Linked DNA regions of Homo sapiens: region 1 is linked to region 2. The links are chromatin loops, found by intact Hi-C in ENCODE. Cell type or tissue: ovary. All regions are shown on one strand. Links, peaks and the distances in the headings refer to the core of each region. The heading gives the core; the rest is flanking DNA. Region 1 has its middle 83 kb from the start of LINC03140. Region 2 overlaps JADE1 (jade family PHD finger 1).

Evidence for each region. Hi-C counts contacts between places; a loop is a spot of excess contacts. Peaks named below come from ENCODE experiments on the same cell type or tissue, not always from the same donor. Only the 100,000 strongest peaks of a DNase experiment are listed, where the experiment ranks them.
Region 1: it touches region 2 in a loop (2.3-fold over the local background); 3 of 110 quality-filtered maps call a loop at or near these places.

Annotation. Positions count from the first base shown.
Region 1 is chr4:128,648,257-128,658,761 of GRCh38, reverse strand. No RefSeq gene overlaps it. Among named protein-coding and RNA genes, the nearest start is that of LINC03140, 83 kb to the right of the region's middle. RefSeq lists enhancers at 5,701-6,200, 10,151-10,505. In ovary, for the core only: no CTCF peak of the experiment used is centred there; a DNase peak (open chromatin) is centred at 5,071; H3K4me3 peaks cover 265 bases; H3K27ac peaks cover 470 bases.
Region 2 is chr4:128,849,656-128,860,160 of GRCh38, reverse strand. It overlaps JADE1 (jade family PHD finger 1), which reads right to left. Exons shown (of 11, transcript NM_199320.4): 6 at 7,893-8,104; 7 at 4,364-4,531; 8 at 2,707-2,823. Among named protein-coding and RNA genes, the nearest start is that of JADE1, 45 kb to the right of the region's middle. In ovary, for the core only: no CTCF peak of the experiment used is centred there; no DNase peak of the experiment used is centred there.

The DNA of each region.
Region 1 (10,505 bases), core at 1,110-9,109, 200 kb after region 2:
CCCTTCTCCCCTCCTTCTCCCTTCTCCCCTCCTTCTCCCTTCTCCCCCTTCCCCTTTTCCTTCTCCCTGTTCTATTTTTCTTCTTCTTAACCTGACTTGCCTTTTTGTCCAGAGCTGGCCAGGAAAGCAATGAGGCTTGGAAAAAGATCCACAACATGTTGGCTCACTAAATACTTACTTTACCGCTATGAATTTCTCTGGTGTATGGCAGGAAGTCACGTGGTAGTATATTTTTAACTTGATGTCAACTTGTATTATTTTGTAAATACATAAGTGAATATCAGCCCTGAAATTTAGTGGCCTATCCTTCTCACAGGAAGTACAAAGTACATTTCATTCAAGTGAATGAAACAAACATCTGCTTTCAGGGCTGGCCCCAACTTACTTTTCTAGTTTCTTCAACCATATGCCCCTTGACTTCCCCAACACACACACGCGCACACACACCCCACCACTACACAGCACACACACACTGCTGTTGGCACATCATATTTTTCCCTTTCCTCTGAGCTTAGGACAGTTTTTGAGCTCCAATTAGGGGAATGAATGAATGAAATGAGCTGTGCAATCACGCCCTGCTTTTCTGGTCATCTTTTCCCTGCCTTTTGGACTATCTCCCTTCCCACTACCCCATTTTTATGGAGGAAGTTTCTATTCATCTTTCAAGGCCCAGTTTGCTGCTGTCTCTTCTTCAATCCTCACTCAGGATTACTCTCTTCTCCTCCTTCTACTTACAGGGTTTTCCTTCTTCAATATCACTCCTGCTCTGCCTTTGTTTGCCTTTTTTTGTTTGCTTTTCCTCTTCTCTCCTTACAGTAAAAGTTTCTTCATGGTAGAAAATGTCTTTTTCATTTCTGTATCTCCCAGTCGAGCACAATGGCTGCCATAAGATAAGCGCTGAGATGTTTAATGTCTACTGGTAATTGAGCTCAGAGAGGATGACTTTCAAATTCCAGGCATACAGTACAGTGGAAAGTGTCTAATACCCAAGAAACAGGATGCACAGTGGGAGTTTACATATGGGCACTCCAATGTAGATACCCTGTAGTCACTCGAATCTATGGGTCTGGAGCTGAGGCGAGATCAAGACTAGATATATAGAGTCAGGAGTTACCAGTGTAGCAGTGAGAATTAAAACCAGGGGAGTGGGTACAGAGTGAGAATTGAGGAGGGCTGAAGAAAGTCAACGTTTAAGGGTGGACAATGGATGGGACCCAGCAGTGGACTCTGAGAAGGAGTGGTTTGAGAGGTGAACAAAAAGAGAGTAAAGTCATACAAGCTAGGGGAGGAGTCAAGTTCAAGAAGGATGGTGGTGACTAGGGTTAACTGCTACAGTACTAGGGCAGCTGCTAGATAGAGGTGCAAGGTCAATATAGGCTTTTCAAAGGAGGGAAGTGTTGCTTTTCTTTCAAAGGTTCTTATTTTCAAGGTTGAATCAAATATTTGATAATTAAAACCTTAGGGGTCTAGGAGCTATAGGAACCAAACTCTCAGACAATTATAAACCTCATCAAATCTCACCAGGAAAACTATATTCTAATCTGGATTTCCCTGCTTCTCCCTATAAAAGGCATTACAGGAATATGACAGAAATTTTGTTCACAGCCTGTGACTACCTTAGAGTAATTGAGGATCTTTAAACCATATGTCCTCCGTAGCTGGTGAAGCCTTGTCTTCTTGTGGGGTCACTGGGAAAGGGTTCCTAAAGAAAGCCTTTGAGAGTGTGAAGAATATCATTAATCACCACTGAGCCTCCAAGAGTAAGAGAAAAGTAGCACTTAAAGGCAAAAGATGCCTCGAGATAGGCATTTTAATTTTTTGCCATGATAACAATCGTTATCACAATTTAATTTATATTTATTTGCATTTGCATTATTTAAATTGAAAGAAAATATGACCTTCTTTCTGAAATAGATTAAATTAGTATCAGTACAGAAATGACTACGTAATATTTTTCTTTTCTTATTTTATTTTTGGAGTAGAGAAGCAACCCATCTATCCATTCTTTCATCTGGTTTTTCATACACCTATCCATCTATCCATATATCTATCTGTCTGTCTGTCTCCCCAAATCATTTTAAGTCCCCCTTATGAGCTTTATGTATTCTGTAAGACCCTAAACCTGTAAAAACGAGCAGGACCAGATCAACATAGTCACCATTCATTATATATGAATTTGATCTAAAACATCATTCAAATTAAGTCAGGGATAAGGAGATCATTTAAAGATAAAACCTAAAGATATGCCTTAGGAGGCATCTCTGTACTTCTTCAGTGTACTAATGCTCGCTGGCATTATTGCTATCACTGATAAATGTCAAAGGGGAGAGTGATATTTTTGGAGTTGATTTTTTTACCCTATTACAAAAATAGATTATAAACACACATATGTCACAGAAAGAACTTAAGCTAATATTTCTATATAGGGACAAGCATTAGCATATTTTTAAAGTTCACAGTTACATTTCTGTTGTCAGTTATAATCGTCTCTTGGTTTGAACTCATTATTTTAAGATAGCTATCAAAAATCTATTGGTATAATGTAATCTGCTTAAATTTCACAAGTGTGTGAAAATTTTACAGTCAAAGAGTTCCTAAAGGAAGCTGTGTAATTCAATATTTTCATATAACCATCTTCATAAAGGCACAGAGCTGACTTAAACCAACAAAGGATAGTCCCTAATAACAACAACATAAAGCTATAATTGAACTCAAATTCATGAATATTTTATTTTTAGATAGTTATTTTCCACTCGGACATTAGTCTAAATCAGTATTTAGTTACAATTTACACTAAGCATATGCTTTGGAGGAAGACCATAGATAAAAAGCAAAGTATAAATGAGTCAAAGTTACCCATATCATCATGACACTCTACCACAGGTCCCTTTGCTCCTCTTAGAAGGCAGCTTAGTACCTCCAAGGTTGGAGAAGGCACTAGGTTTATCTGGATTTCTGCTCAGAGAAGTGAATGATACAATGTTTTACATGAGAATCTTGGAGAAAGCTAAGATTTCTCCAACCTTAGAGGGGATTCCCTTTCTAGAAGCCCCTTGCTTGCTGTGTTGGCAGTTGGAATGCCATATTATACAATATACTCGCTTTATTTAGTCAAGGAGACTGTTGAGGCAGTGTCAAACAGCAGGTACAAGAGCTGCAGGAGCTCTTATTATTCATCACAGTTTGGCAGCCTGATGGGTAAAGACAAGTATTGGTGGGATACTCAGGTCACAAACTTCTTTTTCCCACTGCACTTGCAGGGTATGCATTAGTCAGCTCTGCTACTGTAACAAGCAACCCCAAAATCTCAGTTACAACTACAAATACTTATCCTGGATCTGGAATAAAGAAGACAGGTGCATCAAAACTGGCTTTATGTCTTCTTCATTCCAGATCCAGGCTGAAAGAGCAGTCCATTTTGGGGTATGCCATTCCTATGACAGAGAGAAAACAGCAAGAGAGCTGGTGGAATACAATCACTCTTAAAGATTTGGCACAGATGAGGCATAGTCAAGGTCACCCACAAGGCCTAGTCACTCACGTGCCCAAGCCTGACATCAAAGGTGCAGAAATTGTAGACTCTCCCATAGGAGGTACTCCAAGAGAAGGAGAATAGGGTCTGGAGGCAGGGAACCTAAGGCTGATTTACCCTGACTTCCTAGAACTAAATCAAAAGGAAAAGCCTGACTTTCCACACCCAAGTAACAAAAGGATGAGAGGCTACTGCCTTTGCAACCCCCTTCCCCGCTTTTCCACATGGTAGATGAAAAATTGAAAGTACCTCTGATTGGTCCCCCCTCACAACCAATCAGACTGATCTTGGGCCAAGTCTTCGTTTGCATAGGAGTATAACTCTATAACTTCATTTCAGCCTCTGATTGGTCACTTTCCACAACCAATCAGACGTTTGCATAGGTTGCAACTTTGTAACTTAACTTCAGCCTCTGATTGATTGTTTTCCTTAACCAATTGGGCTGATCGTGGGCCACTACTTCATTTACACAGGATGTACACCAAATAACCAATGAAAAACCTCTAGAGGGTATTTAAATCCCAGAAAATTCTGTAACCAGAGCTCTTGAGCTGCTTGCTCGAGCCTGCTCCCACTCTGTGGAGTGTACTTTCATTTCAATAAATCTGTGCTTCTCTTTTGTTGCTTTGTTTGTGCATTTTTGTCCAATTCTTTGTTCAAAATGCCAAGAACCTGGATACCCTTCACCAGTCACACAAGTCTGTGTAATCTGTCAGAATGGGGAGTGAGTTGCTGGAAACAAAAACACAATCTATGTTCCTTGCTGCAGCCCCTACCCAGTTCTCCAGCCTATTCCTTCAAGCCCCTCCTCTTCAATGCCAGCTCAAGGAGGGTAGTTTGGAGAGCTCCATGGTGAAGGACTGTGCCCAAGAAGTGGGGCTGCAGCAGCTGTTGTTGCCATTCATCCCTGCTTTGTTCTCAGCGGCCTCTAAGTGCAGAAGGCGGAATAAATTGGCAAGAACTGAAGATGAGTTGGAAGGCAAACAAGAGAACTGAGAGCTTTCTCATTAACTAAAGGGGTCATTGAGATAATGCTTGAGGCAAGAGGCAGAGTGACCTTTAGGTACTTGGCTGGAGGGCTGTCCTGAGAGAATGGAATGAAGCTCACCCCTTAAAGCCATCATCCCCTTCAATTAATATTTACTGAGCACTACTAAGACACTGACCCTGTACTCAGAACTGTAAGCTTTCCTGGGTTGGAAAAGGCTCTGACTAATTTGCACATTAAAAAGCACACAGACAGAGGAACCCACCTTTTTTTCCCTTTCCCAGTCACCCTGGGAGAGACCGTCTTCTCTTCTTCATTCATGTGTGGAATCCCAATTAAGCGTAGTAAACAAAGGAAACTTCTTACATTGTGATTTTCCTCCCTCTTCCCTTGTTTTATTTGCAGTCTGGATTTATTGCTCAAGAATTACCTCCTTTAAGCATCATCCCCTATTAGCCAGAGAGATAAAAGCCATAAAGGGAAGGGAACTCCTTCAGTTCTCTTTGCCAGTTGTGAGACAGAGCAGCTGCGTTTACAAGGGGAGTTGACATCTGTTGACTGAGCCGAGCCTGTCCTGCCCCAGCACTGTGCTCATGCTTGGAATGCAAACTGCAGCTATCAGAGACAGCGCCGGGGTTTAATAACTGCTTGAGCCCAGAGCAAATCTACTTGGGCACTAGAAAAGAAATTGTATAGTTTTAAAGCAGATGTATGCTCTTAACGTGGTTGGCTTGTAAAGCAATAAAACTTGGGGTTTTTCCCCCCTTAGCCTATCACAACTCTTAGAATAAACAGTGTACTTAAGACAGGGCGATTCTATCACAATTCCATGTAATATTTAGTCCATATAACAAGATAAAATTTGAATTAGCATCACATATAGAAGGCATTTCATTTTCTCACATACAGTACAATATTAAGCGCAAACAACATATGTCTCCATGGTTATAAACAACAGCGTCATGTTTGCAAAACAGATCCTATATGTAGAACGTCTGTAAATGGGAGAAAATATGGGGCTTTTGTTGGTTAAAATGATGTTAAATATTTCAAGTCGCATGATCTTTATAAGAAACATTTTCAGGGGCCAGGCGCGGTGGCTCACGCCTGTAATCCCAGCACTTTGGGAGGCCGAGGCGGGTGGATCACGAGATCAGGAGATTGAGACCAGCCTGACCAACCCTGATGGGGTTTAGTAGTGAAACCCCATCTCTACTAAAAATACAAAAAACTAGCTGGGTATGGTGGTGCATGCCTGTAATTCCAGCTACTCGGGAAGCTGAGGCAGGAGAATCACTTGAACCCGGGAGGCAAGGGTTGCGGTAAGCCGAGGTCGCTCCACTGCATTCCAGCCTGGGCAACAAGAGCTCTTTCTCTGTGACCTTGAAAAAATCAACTGGTCTGAGCCTCCATTTCTTCACCTGCCAGAATAAGGATGTTGGGCTAGATCAAGGTTTCTTTAGGTGTATTGTGAGGAACATTATTTCTGAGGAAATTAATGGGAGTAATTTTTTAAAAATTATTTTTGGCTGGGCACGGTGGCTCATGCCTCTAATCCAAGCACTTTGGGAGGCCAAAGTGGGTGGATCTCCTGAGGTCAGGAGCTCGAGACCAACCTGGCCAACATGGCAAAACCCCACCCCGTCTCAACTAAAAATACAAAAATTAGCCAGGCGTGGTAGTGGGTGCCTGTAGTCCCAGCTACTCGGGAGACTGAGGCAGGAGAATCTCATGAACCCGGGAGGCGGAGGTTGCAGTGAGCTGAGATCGCGCCACTGCACTCCAGACTCCAAACGGAGTCTTGCTCTGTTATATTTGGAGGGTACAATGCAGATTTCTTACATGCGCACATAGCATACTGTCGGAGTCTGAGCTTTTAGTGTAACTGTCACCCAAATAGTGAATGTAGTACCCAATAGGTACATTTTCAACCCTCACCCCCCTCCTGCCCTCCCACCTTTTGGAGTTTCCAGTGTCGATTATTCCACTCTGTAGGTATGTATGTATGGACATGTGTATTCAAGGAGTAATATTTTTAAAAAGGCATTCCATGGTCAAATAAGTTTAGGAATTGTGACATTAAACAAAATTAAACATATTTCTTTATTCAGAAATTTAGTGTGCTAATAATATTCACCACGATGCTCCAAGAGGGAGGCAGAGTATGCATTTCCCTTATTTATTTTACCAAAAGCTTTTTCTTGTAAAACGGTTCTCAGAACTAGTCCACACACTGGACTTTAAAGACCCTTTAACTTATGACATTCTATGATTCTATTGCCTTTTTATTCTGCTTATCTTTCCAATTTTTCTCACCTATTTCAGGAAAAGACCTACTTGGGCTTTTGAATTCATTCAGAAGGTGAAGTTTAGTTTGTTCCTCATTTCTTTCATCCTTTATTCTTTTTTCTCCTACAAATTTTTTATTTTGAAAAACTTTAAGCCCTCAGAAAAGTTGGAAGAATAGTACAATACGTATATATTCTTCACTTAAATTCAACAATTGTTAACATATTGCCTCAGTTGCTTTCTGTCTCACTCTCTCTACCCATGTGCCTAGACACACATATACATTATATATATATTCTATGTATAATTTTATTGCTGAACTATTTGAAAATAAATTTCAGACATCATGACACTTCATCATTAAATACTTAAAAATGTATCTTCTAAGAACAAGGAAAATTTCCTGGGTAACCTCAAAACCACTACTGCATCTGAGAAATTGAACATTGATTAATATCATCTAATGTATACTCTGTGTTTAAATTTCCCCAATTGACTCTAAAATATCTTTATTTTAGAGTCCATTTAGGGTCCATTAGCTACTCAGCCTCCCGAGTAGCTGGGACTACAGGCGCCCACCACCATGCCAGGCTAATTTTTTGTATTTTTAGTAGAGATGGGGTTTCACCGTGTTAGCCAGGATGGTCTGGATCTCCTGATGTCGTGATCCGCCTGCCTCAGCCTCCCAAAGTGCTGGGATTACAGGCGTAAGCCACCGCGCCTGGCCTCATGACATTTATTTATTTTTATTTTTGAAAAGCCCAGGTCATTTATTTTGTAGAAAGCCTAAGATTTTTAATTTTATGACTGTATGGTTTTTTCCTCATAATTATATTTAGTTCACATATTTTTGGCAGAATATTAATATGTGATATTTTTGTGTACTTCACATCGCACCATAACAGGGGCATGTCATGTCACTTTGTCTCATTATTGGTGGTATTTTGGGTAACAGCTAGGTTAAAATGTTATTTCCTGTAATTCTCTATTGTAAACGTGGGGCCAGGCGTGGTGGTAGACGCCTATAATCCTAGCACTATGGGAGGCCAAGGCAGCAGATCGCTTGGGCCCAGGAGTTTGAGACCAGCCTAGGCAACATGGCCAATCCCACCTCTACAGAAAATGCCAAAACTGAGGTGGGAGGATCACCTGAGCCTGGGGAAGTCGAGGCTGCTGTAAGCCGTGATCACACCACTGCACTCCAGCCTGGGCAACAGAGTGAGACCCCCATCTCAAAAATAAAATAAAATAAAATAAAATAAAATAAAATAAAATAAAATAAAATAAAATAAAGGTATCTTTTCCCCTTGGCAATTAACAAGTGATCTGACAGTTGATGTTTTAAGAATTATGAATAACTTGGTTCCCATCAATTTTTCACCTAATGGCTTTCCCATTTACTGATGATCCTTCCCTGAACAAAATATTACACTGGGAATTGCAAGATAGTGGTTCTTCTAATTCTATCATCCCTGCTTCTTTATTAGCTGTTACTCTTCTGTAAAGTAGAGCTTTTCTTTTGCTCTCCCCTCACATTGAGTATCATAACATATCATAGATTTTTTTTATTAAATGTTTTATCATCTGTTTTGTAATTCATTATTTTAAAATGATTATTCAGGGGCTAGTCTGTGCCAGGTATTGAAGTGAGATTAACCTAATGTTAGTCTCAGTTTCCCTTACCTTTCCTTGCAAATACTTAGGAAACCAGTATCAGTGGGAACATGAACAACTCATCCAAATTCTTGAACTGGTAACTACTTAGCTTCAAAGTTTGTTAGGTGGTAGAAGAAATTGAAGATGAAGATGGGAGTTGAGAAAGGCCCCCAAATTGTAATTATTACTCCCTTTTTATAAACCTTGGTCAGGCTACTGTGGTTACAGCAATCATCAGATGGCCATCTTAATCATCACACAGGAAAGAAAAAAAATCAACTACCATCTCTGTGGAACTATGCTGGGTCTGACTCAGAGGGCAGGGAATCTCAACACCAAAAACTCAGCCTCCCAAGATCCATGGAAAGAGAATCTATGTTTCTATGTTAAGCACAAAATGAGTCTTTTAATGATCACCCAAGGCACTAGGAAGACCTGGGGGAATACGTTTTTATCTTTAACATGTAGTAGATTCTTATGTAAATACCAAAGGACCAAAGTCCCTGGACAAGTCAGGGAGCCTGGGAGCACTTCCCTGGTCTGACACAGGACACAGGTCCCACACCAGCAGTATCCTTACCTCTCCAGGAGAATCTGAATGACAGAGCTGGGAGCCTACTTTCAGTGGAAAGATAAGGGACACTAGTTTCTGGAAAGAACAGACCAACCCATCCTGGTCATATTTTCCAGTGGCAAGTGTATTCTGAGTGTTATGTGGCAGGGGTGGGGGAGGATTTTGCAGTGTAACAAGCCTGGGTACCATGGGACCCTGCTGACTGGCAGAGGTTGGCAAACACATCTAAAGGACGTACATTCTTTTGGACTTGATTTTGTTCCTTTTAGGGAAGTCTCTGCTCCCTTGTGGAGCCTTCCAGCCTCAGAAAAAAGGTACAGTCTGTGTTCCCAAAGTGAAGCAGCAGGCATAACAGACAGAAACTGGCATCTTGCCAGGGGGATCAGTAGTCAGGGGGTGGTGGTGGTACCTGGAGCCTTTGTCACCTCAGTGAGTATACAACTTCAGTGGCTCTGTGAAGTCATGGGGGAAGATCCACCCAGCTGTCAGAGAAACTCCAAAGGGATAAGGGCTCAATGGAAAAAGTCCAGGGTTTTGAGATGAAAAAACTCAGGTTCAAATGCCATTCCCTAAAATTTATGAAACATAAGACAACTTACTTAATACCAGTTCCTTCATCTGTAAAATAGAGATAAAAAATCCCTCACAGATGTGCTGTGAGAATCAAGGTAAAGTAAAGCATGTGCCTACTTTATCGTTAGGATTCCTTTTTTTTTTTTTTTTTTTTTTTTTTGAGATGGAGTCTCACTCTGTTGCTCAGGCTGGAGTGCAGTGGCACGATCTCGGTTCACCAAAACCTCCACCTCCCAGGTTCAAGCGATTCTGCTGCCTCAGCCTCTGAGTAGCTGGGACTACAGGCGCACACCACCATGCCTGGCTAATTTTTTGTATTTTTAGTAGAAACGGGGTTTCTACTAAATCCCGTTTAGTTGGCCAGGCTGGTCTCAAACTCCTGACCTCAAGAGAACCACCCACCTTGGCCTCCCAAAGTGCTGGGATTACAGGCATGAGCCACCCCGCCCAGCCCATTAAGATTCCTTTCATTCCAGGTAACAGAAACCCACCTGAGCCAGTTTAAGAAAAAAAAAGCAAGAGAGATTGAGAGAGAGAATTAATTGTAAGGTTATAGTGATGTCTCATCATTCTTAACATTAGTAATTCAGCTAAGCCTTATAATGAGGCTGGAATCAAAAAATAAAAGGTCATCAGGAGTCATTGTAGCTTTACTTTGTACATCTGGGGTTTTTTCCTCTCCTTGTAAGGTTTGGCTTTCTCTCCTCCAAACCAACAGAGCTGACAGAATTTAGCTACCTAGAGCTCTTGAATGTACATCTTCCAAGACACTAACATAGGGGGAACCAGAATCTCATAATCCCAAGTCCAAAGTCTCACAACAATTTGATTCTTCCCCTTATAACATAGGTTCACTGTGGTCATGAGTGGATGGGGTTGGAACAGTGGGAGGG
Region 2 (10,505 bases), core at 943-8,942:
CTTCCCTTGTAGCACACAGCCAAGTGGGAAGTAAAAGTGGGAACAGATGACTGAGACACTATCTGTGTTTGGCTTAAACTACACTTAACCCAAGCGCTCTAACCCTAAAGAGAAATGAACTGCAGCAGAATATTTATACAGGACTTTGTAAAAACGCCAAATGGCCTTCCTCTGGGTTTTCCCATTCAGGTTGACTCAGCAAACAGATGTTACAGAAACGTAAACCAGAGCCTTCACAGCTGCAGACATTTCAGAGAGGAATTCTTTTAATAAAATCAATCCATTCTGTGAAGATATGAAAAATCATCAGCCTTCTTTGGCCTCTTCTTTAGATTAATGTTCTGGGAAAAAGAGGTCAATGGCAACAAAAAAGTCATTATATCATCTCTCTTCAAAAGGGAAACAAAGATCCCATTCGCCCACCTCTTTTAAACATTAATTATGGACCAGATTGGCATACTCAGGCAAGGGCATAAATTCTACGCTCAGAACACCGGGGAATGTGGTCTGCTGCAGCCTGTTTCCTGCCAGTGCACACGTGCATACACATACTTACACACTCATACACATGCACACTCACACATACACGCATACTCACACACATACACATATACACGCATGCATACACACATACACAAGCATACTCACACGCATACACACATACACATGCATACTCACATGCATACTCATGTGCATACTCACGCACTCACGCGCATACACACATGCATACATATGCACACATGCATACACACGCATACGCACTCACGCATGCATACTCACACACATACACATTCACACACGCATACTCAAATACGCATACATGCATACAGCATACATATGCATAACCAAATACACATGCATACACACATACACATAACCACATGCACACTCACACCCCCACACATGCACACATATGCATGCTCACCCACATACGCATACTCACACACACACCCATACACACACACTCACACATGCATACACACACACACTCAAGTTCATCAGCTCCCTGCCCTTTTCTCTTCCTGCTCCACTCTTTCCTCCTCCTTCCCCAATCCAACTCGGGCCAGAGGCGTTTGTCATGTATTCACATGCCAAAAATATCTCCACTATTTCAAGGTCCCCAGCCAAATCCCACCAGCTGTCTCATGACCCACCCTCCAAATATTTCTGTTATATTTTGGATTCTTGAACACTAGTCAAAGTGATAAAGAAGAAAAGTAGAACCACTTGGCTTGTTAAAAAAATTTAAAAATAGCCAGGCGCGGTGGCTCAAGCCTGTAATCCCAGCATTTTGGGAGGCCGAGGTGGGTGGATCACGAGGTCAGGAGTTCGAGACCAGCCTGGCCAACATGGTGAAACCCCCATCTCTACTAAAAATACAAAAATGAGAATTAGCCGGGCTTGCTGGTGCGCGCCTGTAATCCTAGCTACTTAGGAGGCTGAGGCAGGAGAATCGCCTGAACCCGGGAGGCGGAGGTTGCAGTGAGCCGAGATGATGCCACTGCACTCCAGCTTGGGCGACAGAGTGAGACTCTGTCTCAAAAAAAAAAAAAAAAATTTTAAAACCACCTTCCCAAAAAGTATTTATCAGTCAAAATACAAACCGACTTTGCCAAATGAGGTCATTTCTTTAAAACCCATGGCTGACAGGATGACCATGCTCTCGGAGCTTATGTCTGTGCTGAGCTGCTTTGAGAAAGAAGCCATCCCAAAACAGTGCCTCTGCTCCCAGAATTCAATGAGGAAACCAAGGAAGAAGAGCCTGTGGCCTGTGCTAGTACATCCGAGAAGATCCAAACTTAACCTGAAGGGCCCCCATCAGCCACACAGCACTGCAGGCCTCTCTAATCCTGACTGTCTAGATGTCAATAATGTGAGGCCTAAAAACGAACTTCTCAGTAGGGTCTTAGACCACATGAAAAACAGCATGCCATCTATATTCCCTCCTTAATTCCCCTATCTCATGACATCCTATACTTGTCTGTACCTGGATATGCAAAAGCAGGCAGGCAACATGTTTACACACAGGTGTGCACGCACTCTTTCGCTCACGCTCACACACACACACACGTGCATGCGCGCCTGGTGCCATAAAGAATCAGACATCCAAATGATGCCCCAATGAGATGACAGCATACACAGGAACTCCTCACAGATGCCCCTCTACCCAGGCCGTGTTCAAAGAGTCTCTGTTTTTCCAACTGCAAATGCATTAGCATGTCCCCTTGATTACTAACAGATGTGCGCACACCATGGAAACCTGCAATCTCAGGAGGCCGCCACAGAGGTGGGCCAGGGTCTGCAGCTACACTCAGTGACTGCAGGTGGGAGGGTGGCCAACTCTCAAATGCCGTGTCAAGGAACATCTCACTAAGACTGCTAGGAGGTGTTGGCCTATGGAAAGAAGTTGCGATGCTAGACTTTGGGCAGAAAGGGTAGCGAGAGACAAACTGCAACCGCCTCACAGCTCAGGGGAACTTCTGAACTACCCTGTGACTGTGAAAGCTTGGGTTCTAGTTACACCGGATACAGTTAGCCTATTAAAGGTGTGTGTACTGGGGCTGGAGTCACCCCTTGGGAACCTCGTCCTGCTTCCTGGATTCTAGTCCCCTCTCCAAACCCTTGGACAGTTCACAGAGCCTTCCCTCATCCTGCTCCCCACCACGCAGGAAAGGAAAATGAAGCCATTCTTAGGAAGCTAATTACCTGTATAGAGGCCCCAAACTTCTCATTGCAGAGGCTGCACACTAGCGCCCACCGGCTGCTGGGAATGTGTGACACCTTGGTGATGGGCTCCATCTTCTCTGGGCTGCCAATGCTCACCTAAAGGTCGGAAAACAGCAAGACAGGGTGGCTCAGGTCGTCAAAGGCTGAACATGAATGTCAGAAACTAAAAGATCCATTACTTTCCTACATCTCTCCTACCAGACAGTGGCAAGGGGCACCCACTCAAAGCAAACCCTTACTTTAAAAGCCTCAGAACAGCCCCAGTGACAACTGAGCTCACAGCCCAGTCCCCATCTGACAGACATCCCTGTCTGTCAAAAACACTTAGATAACTGAGTTTTCACTTCTCACCGGAGCGTCTGATGACAAAGAGTCATGTACCAGGACAATGCCGTCTATAATCTCTAGCTCATAACAAATTGGTGAAGACTAAAAATCCATCTTAAATCGATTCAAATAGGTTGTCAACAACAGGGTAAGTAAATATAACCTGTTTTTAATCTCTCGCCAAAAAAAACCATTTTCTTCAGTCTGAAACATGACTACATTCAAGATGGGAAATTACAAAGATAAATAAGGTATCATCTCTGCATTCAGCCTGGATCACCGAATTGTATCCCATCAATACCAAACCACGAGACTCAGTGCTACCAAGACCCGAATCATGAAACCTCAATCCAAATCATCCTCAAATAATATTCCCCAAGAGGAAAATGTACCAAAATCACACCCAAAACATGCTGGAATTTGAATAGCAAATTATATTCTCACACTGAGCTATGCAAATTATATTAGTCAAGGTCTGAGACTAGAAATAAATTAGACCAGACCTGAAATTAAAAAGGTTGAGGCACAATAAGAGTTTAAATAAAAATCACCAAAGTATGCCTAAGAGTGGTGGTTTTTTAACCATGGTGGTGCCTCAACTCAAGTACAGCTTGCCACACACAGGATGTACAGCTGATCCTTGGGGAATGACACACCCAGGCCACAGCTGTTTAAGTGCTACAGGTCTGCTCCTGAGAGTGAGAGTCGCGATGGGAAGGCTCACTGTGATGGCTGGGTGACCACCACTAACTTCCAGTCCCAAGTGACTGCTGCTTCCAGCTAACATTTCCATGAATCTACATTCCATGACAAGATGAGAGTGTGCTTAAGATTCAGTTTTTCCTCAAGGAAAAAGGTAGCAACTAAAAGGTATCTTTTTACTCATAGCTGCAATGCTGCCTATTTATGCATGGTTCTCCACCCACCCACTAAATCCCAGTTAAAAGCCAGGACCTTCTGAGCTAAGGTGCTATTAAAAACCATGCTTGACCAGGCACAGTGGCTCACGCTTGTAATCCCAACACTTTGGAAAGCCAAGGAAAGAGGACTGCTTGATCCCAGGAGTTTGAGACCAGCCAGGTCAACAAAGTGAGATCCCCTCACTACAAAAAATAAAAAATAAGCTGGGCCTGGTAGCACATGCCTATAATCTCAGCTACTCAAAAGGCTGAGGTGGGAGGATCACTTGAGCCCAGCAGGTCAAGGCTGCAGTGAGCCATGATCCAGCTCACTGCACTCCAGCCTGGGCGACAGAGTTAAACTCTGTCTTAAAAAAAAGTAAAAACAACAAAAAAAGAACCACACGTACCTCAGGGATCCACAGAGCACAGCTAACGTGGACCCACTTGGTTCCGCTACGGGTGGGCTTCATAGCTCCACCCTTCTTCGGACACAGCAGACATTTTGGCTGAACCCCCAGGGCACATGTCCGGCACAGCCAGCTGCCCTCTGGTACCTTGAGGATTCCATAACAGGCCTGTGATGCCACGGCACATCCCAGAGGAATAGAGAGAAAGAGAAAATGTTATTTTTCCCATTATATCTATTCATTTTAAACACTTAGAAAGATTTTAACAGAACTACCACCAAAGCAGAGACGCTCCCACAGCTTCCTGGCTACGACCGTCTCCCCTCGGGAAAATGCCCGGCAGCCTCACAGGAGCATTTAGGAGGTGAATATGTATTCATAATAGAGGTGAGCTCTGCTGACACAATACATATTTATTTAGCAGAGGGTGGTCCTGGAAACTACTTGAGGACAGAAAGGTTTAAATGAAATCTGCTTTGCTGTGTTGCCGCAGAAACCCATCCATACCAAGTTTCTAAATATTGAGCAGTAAGTCCTCAGTAAGTCCTCGAAACACTCCACAGGGTTCCGTGAGAGAAGCTATTTCTCTACTTTACTGACAGAGGTGGGGTGGAATACAGAGTGTGGAGAAAAAGCATACAGCAGCTGAGAGAATCTCCCAAAGCTGCTGAATGAGATGGCAATGGAACAGGAGAGAAGCATGCACACTCCCTAGGCTAAGCAAACTCCATACCAACTAGATCCCAGCACTCTCCCAGTGAACAAAACAGGGCAGAAAAAGGAGACCTTCTACACAGGAAGAATGTCGTCTCCTTAGCTGGTATTTAAAACAAATTCAGCCTTTCAGAAATGGAGACAAAAAAAACAATTTAAATTAAAAAATAAAACAAAGCCTGTTTTGTACAAGATGGCAAAATTAAACAAGATGGCATAAACTGCAGAAATCAAGGCTATTACAACTAAAGTAATTAAGACAGTTCAAAGACAGAAAAGGTTAATGTTAAATAACTGAATAAATAAAAACCACGATGGTACCAGGAGCATATTCAGAGAGCCCTTTAAAAACCCAACTGTTCAGCACTTTATTCATAAATGACCTGGAAGTCAGGAAGTCGAGAGTCACAGTAGCATAGCTCTAATTCTTCAGACAGAAAAAACACAGCCACTATGCAATCTGAATACCCACGACGATGCAAAGAGGAAACCACAAGGATGAGAGTTGAGCAAAGAAAAGTCACACTTCAGATGGAAGCCTCAGAGTGCTGTTTGGGGGCCATAAATAAGCTACCGTCAACGCAGACTTACTAGAAAAAAATTTTTAATGGAGTTAAGTGACACTATAAAGGTTTCAAAACACTAAAGGTCTGTATCAGACATTCTACAGCCACATGTGAAGGAAGAAATTTTTTTCCTGGAAAAGCAGGTCTAAATTAATTTAGGAGATTACATAAAGTATGCCTTAAAGATAAGCCATGAAGGATTTCTCAAAGGAAAAATGAAGTAAATGTTGAGGAAAAGAGAAAAGGTGATATGGCAGAAAGAAGAGAAGGTGAGAAGGGGGCATCCAAAAGCCTTAAGTTACAACTCTGCCACACGTCCACCGTGAGAGCTTGCACAAGCCTGCCCTGACATCAGTTAACTCACTGATAACACAGGGGTTGACCAGTTTTCAAGCAGAAAGCTTTTACTCAAAAAAATTTTTCATGGGGAAAAAAATAGCAAGTAAAGACAAGAAAAAGACTGAGAAGTCAGCCAAGTAAATACATGAAGCACCAGCAACCAAAAAAGCAACACTGGTCATCAGGATGCTCATGTCACAGAACAAAGCCACCACAGGAATTCTCACTACCGTAAGGAGACTTCCCAGACAGTGTGAGATCCAGAGCAACAGACGGCGATGACTGAAGCAGGAGTCGCAGGTCTCCCTATCAAGGAGCCAGGACTGGGCCACAGCTGGGGAGGTCTTCAGACAGAGGGAAAGCCTAGGAGGTCACAAATTATGAAGCAAAGGGTAATCAAGAACTTCATGGAGCAAACGTGCTTCTTCTTCCCAAGAAGTCACCAAGCACCTATTCCATACAAGTCTTTCTTTTAAGTTTGCTTTAAATCTCAGCATCAACAGGTGAATTTAAAGAAAGTACTTCAGGATAGCCTTTTAAATCCTAAGAATATACGTGGGCACATGTCCCCACCCAAATCCAAATTTCTTCATTACTGCATTAAAAACTAAATAAAAAAGAGGCACTGAGATTGTCATAAACTTTTTAAGTTACCTAGCGCCCATCCTCCTGAAATCTAAGGGTTTCCCTTTCTGTGGATGGTAGCAAGCAATCACCAAAACCTACTGTCCTGTTTTTTAAGACAGGAAATCGTCTTCAGGAAAAGGGGCTGCTTTCCTCTAACAGCTCAGCTTATACCCTAACACATGCTCACAAATATGACGGCAAATTGTGTCCTCTAAAAGACATGTTGAAGTCCTAACTCCAAATATCTCAAAATGTGACCTTCTTTAGATTTAGAAGTAGTCATTGCAGATGTAATTATTTAAGATGAGCTCACTCTGAAGTAGGGTGGGTCTCTAGTCCCATACGACTGGTACCCTTCTAAGAAGACCGCCATGTGGACCGGGCACGGTGCCTCACACCTGTAATCCCAGCACTTTGGAAGGCCAAGGTGGGCGGATCATGAGGTCAGGAGTTCGAGACCAGCCTGGCCAACATAGTGAAACCCCATCTCTAGCCAGGTGTGGTGGCACACTCCTGCAGTCCCAGCTACTCGGGAGGCGGAGGAGGAAGAATCACTTGAACCCAGGAGGCGGAGGTTGCAGTGAGCCAAGACCACGCCATTGCACTCCAGCCATCTCAAAAAAAAAAAAAAAGAAGACCACCATGTGAAGACAGAGACACAGGGAGAACACACATGATGATGAAGGCAGCCGCGAGCCAAGGAATGCCCAAGATTGCCCAAATCACCATAAGCTACGAAGAGGCAAGGAAGGGCTCTCCTGCATGTTTCAGAGGAAGCACAGCACTGCCACCACCTCAATTCTGGACTTTTAGTTTCCAGAACCACAAGACAATACATTTTTGTTGTTTTAAGCACACACAGTCTGTAGTAATTTGTCTGTTCCACAGGGCAGCTGTAAGAAACTAATACAGCACACTAACCACCTTTTCAAAGGTTTGTTTTCTCAGTGTTCTTAATACCTAAATTTAAGTGTTACAGTAGGACAGAGGGGGCTCATACATTCTTTTTAAGTAAACTTGACTTTTATGGATAAGAATAAAACACTGTGAAGAAAGACGATTTCCACAGAGGGTGCTATCCTTCTGGCTGCAAAAGCAGAGGATATATTTCAATCACTGTAAGAACCTACTAGGGAAAAATAAAGTCTATAGGGCACATTTCTTTAAATCGTAGAAACACAGACCCCATTCGGAGGAAGAATCCTGGACTCCAGGCATACACTCCCACAGCAGACAGGCTCATGCCCCAGGTTTCTTCTTTCTGGCCTCCCTGCCCCACATACCTGGTGCACACAGATGTTGCATTTGTCACAGAACACCATCTCATTGCCGTCCTCACCATCAGGAGACTGGCAGACATCACAGACAACATCTTCATCATATTCGATCCCCAGGCCTTCCTCAGTCTCTATGGCATGATTCATATTGTCGTAGCATCGCTGCTCAAATTCCTCTAGGACCCTCTCCATGGTGTATTCATCTAGTTCAGGCATTCCTGAAGTTAAAAATGCCACAAAACCCATTTTAATAAATCCATATTAATAAATATTACAAAATAGTACTGGTTTATTTATACTTAAAAATAATGTATAATGAATAAATAATTGTACAATAAATAAATCCAATCACTGGCCAGGCGTGGTGGCTCACATCTGAGCCCAAGAGCTCAAGGTCAGCCTGGGCAATATAGTGGAACCCCATCTCTACAAAAAATATGAAAATTAGCCAGACGTGGTGGCACACACCTGTAGTCCCAACTACTCAAGAGCCTGCGGTGGGAGAACTGCTTGAGCCCAGGAGGTTGGGGCTATAGTGAGCCATGACTGTGCCACTGTGATCCAGGCTGAGTGACATAAGACCGTGTCTCAATCTATCAATCAATCAACCCATCGATGCATCCATCTCTGAGGGCCCCAAAATTTTTTATTAAATGCTTATCAGATCCTTCTAAGAAACAATCTTCAAAGGGGAGAGTCTTCCAGGAAACTGTTATTTTCCTATGGTCAGGTAGTGAAGATGCAGTGTAGTAAATGGAAAAGCAAAAGGTAAATTTTAAAAGGATTCAAGGATATTAAATACATACATTGTTGAATAAGTCATTTCATTATACTCATTACACATAACAACTAACACGTAAGTGACTTCAAAACCATGACTTCATATAATGGTATGGATGTTTTTAAAAATTTGCCTTTCTTGGTAGGTAAAACAGTTCTCTCAAAACAGATTTCACTTTGGGCACTCAAATATTTTTAAATGGTTTATCCCTCCTCATCCTCTTACTTCTACAAGGTTGAAAAACATAGTTAACCAAATGCAAAAAAGACTGAAACACCAGGCGCGATGGCTCATGCCTATAATCCCAGTACTTTGCAGGTAGATCATTTGAGGTCAGGAGTTCACGACCAACCTGGCCAATACGGCGAAATCCTGTCTCTACTAAAAATACAAAAATTAGCCAGGCATGGTGGCAGGTGCCAATAATCCCAGCTACTTGGGAGGCTGGGGCAGGAGAATCGCTTGAACTCAGGAGGTAGAGGTTGCAGTCAGCCGAGATTGCACCCCTGCACTCCAGCATGGGCCACAGAGCGAGACTTCATCTCAAAAAAGAAAGAAAAAAAGACCAATAACAGCTAAGACAAACATATTTAAGCATGCGTTCCGTTTATGTTATAAAATTACAAAATTAATCTTGCCAATGTATTCAACAGTATCTTCAAATATGGATTAGCCCAGTTCTTATTATTTAAACCATTCATAAATGCGAAGAGTCTTTGGGCTGAGTCCTCTGACTTAACACAGGACACCTAGATTCCAGTCAAGTGTATTACACTGGTCTTTATAATGTGCTTACAACACAGCAGAAACTGTATCATCTGTGAAGCTAAAATTTAGTATTCAATTCCAAAAGATCTCTGAGAACTCCTGAACTCATGCCATAAAACCACCTTGTGGCCTGCTAATGTTTTGGCCATTAATACCTAAAGCAGGACCAAGAAGAAGGAAGTCTATTTTGTCTATAAAAACACTTGAGTAACTGAGCGAGTAGAAGACAACACCATGCTCAGCTCAGTCTACATTATCACTCCCATTCAACAGGTGGTGAGCCTAATGGCAGGACAAGCATCTACTGCAAGCCACACCCTATGCTACGTTCCCTGGAAAGACGCAAAAGGTCTTGGCCCTTCAAGGCTGTGAAATCCACCATGACAAAAATCTTGTGATTTTTTTTTTTTTTTGAGATGGAGTCTGGCTCTGTTGCCCAGGTGGGAATGCAGTGGCACAATCCCGGCTCAAGGAAACCTCCACCCCCTCAAGTGACTTGAGAAGAATCACCTCAAGTGATTCTTCTGCCTCAGCCTCCTGAGTGGCTGGGACCACAGATACCCACCACGACGCCTAGCTAATTTTTGTATTTTTAGTAGAGACGGGGTTTCACCATGTTTGCCAGGCTGGTCTTGAAGTCCTGACCTCAGGTGATCTGCCCACCTTGGCTTCCCAAAGTGCTGGGATTACAGACATGAGCCAACAAGCCCGGCCGATCTTGTGATTATTTACTATGTCCTAGATTACAATACATGGCCCTTGCCACCACCTCCCCACCGTGTACCTACAGCACAAAAGCTAATTAATCCTCACAGTTTTTCACACTGAGCCCAGACTTGACTCCACTGTCTTGTTCATCAAGACCCTCAAGGCAACCCTTAGCAATCAGGACTGGCATGTGAGATGAGACCTATACGCCATCCCAGTCTCAACACCATGAGATGCTCCAACGTCTACATACGCTAAAATGAGCTTGCAGAAAAGAGGTGGAGAAGGGCTGGGCACACAGCTAATGTCAGGCTTCACTGAAGGAAAGCCAGGACAGAGATAAACGGAGGGAAAAAGAACTC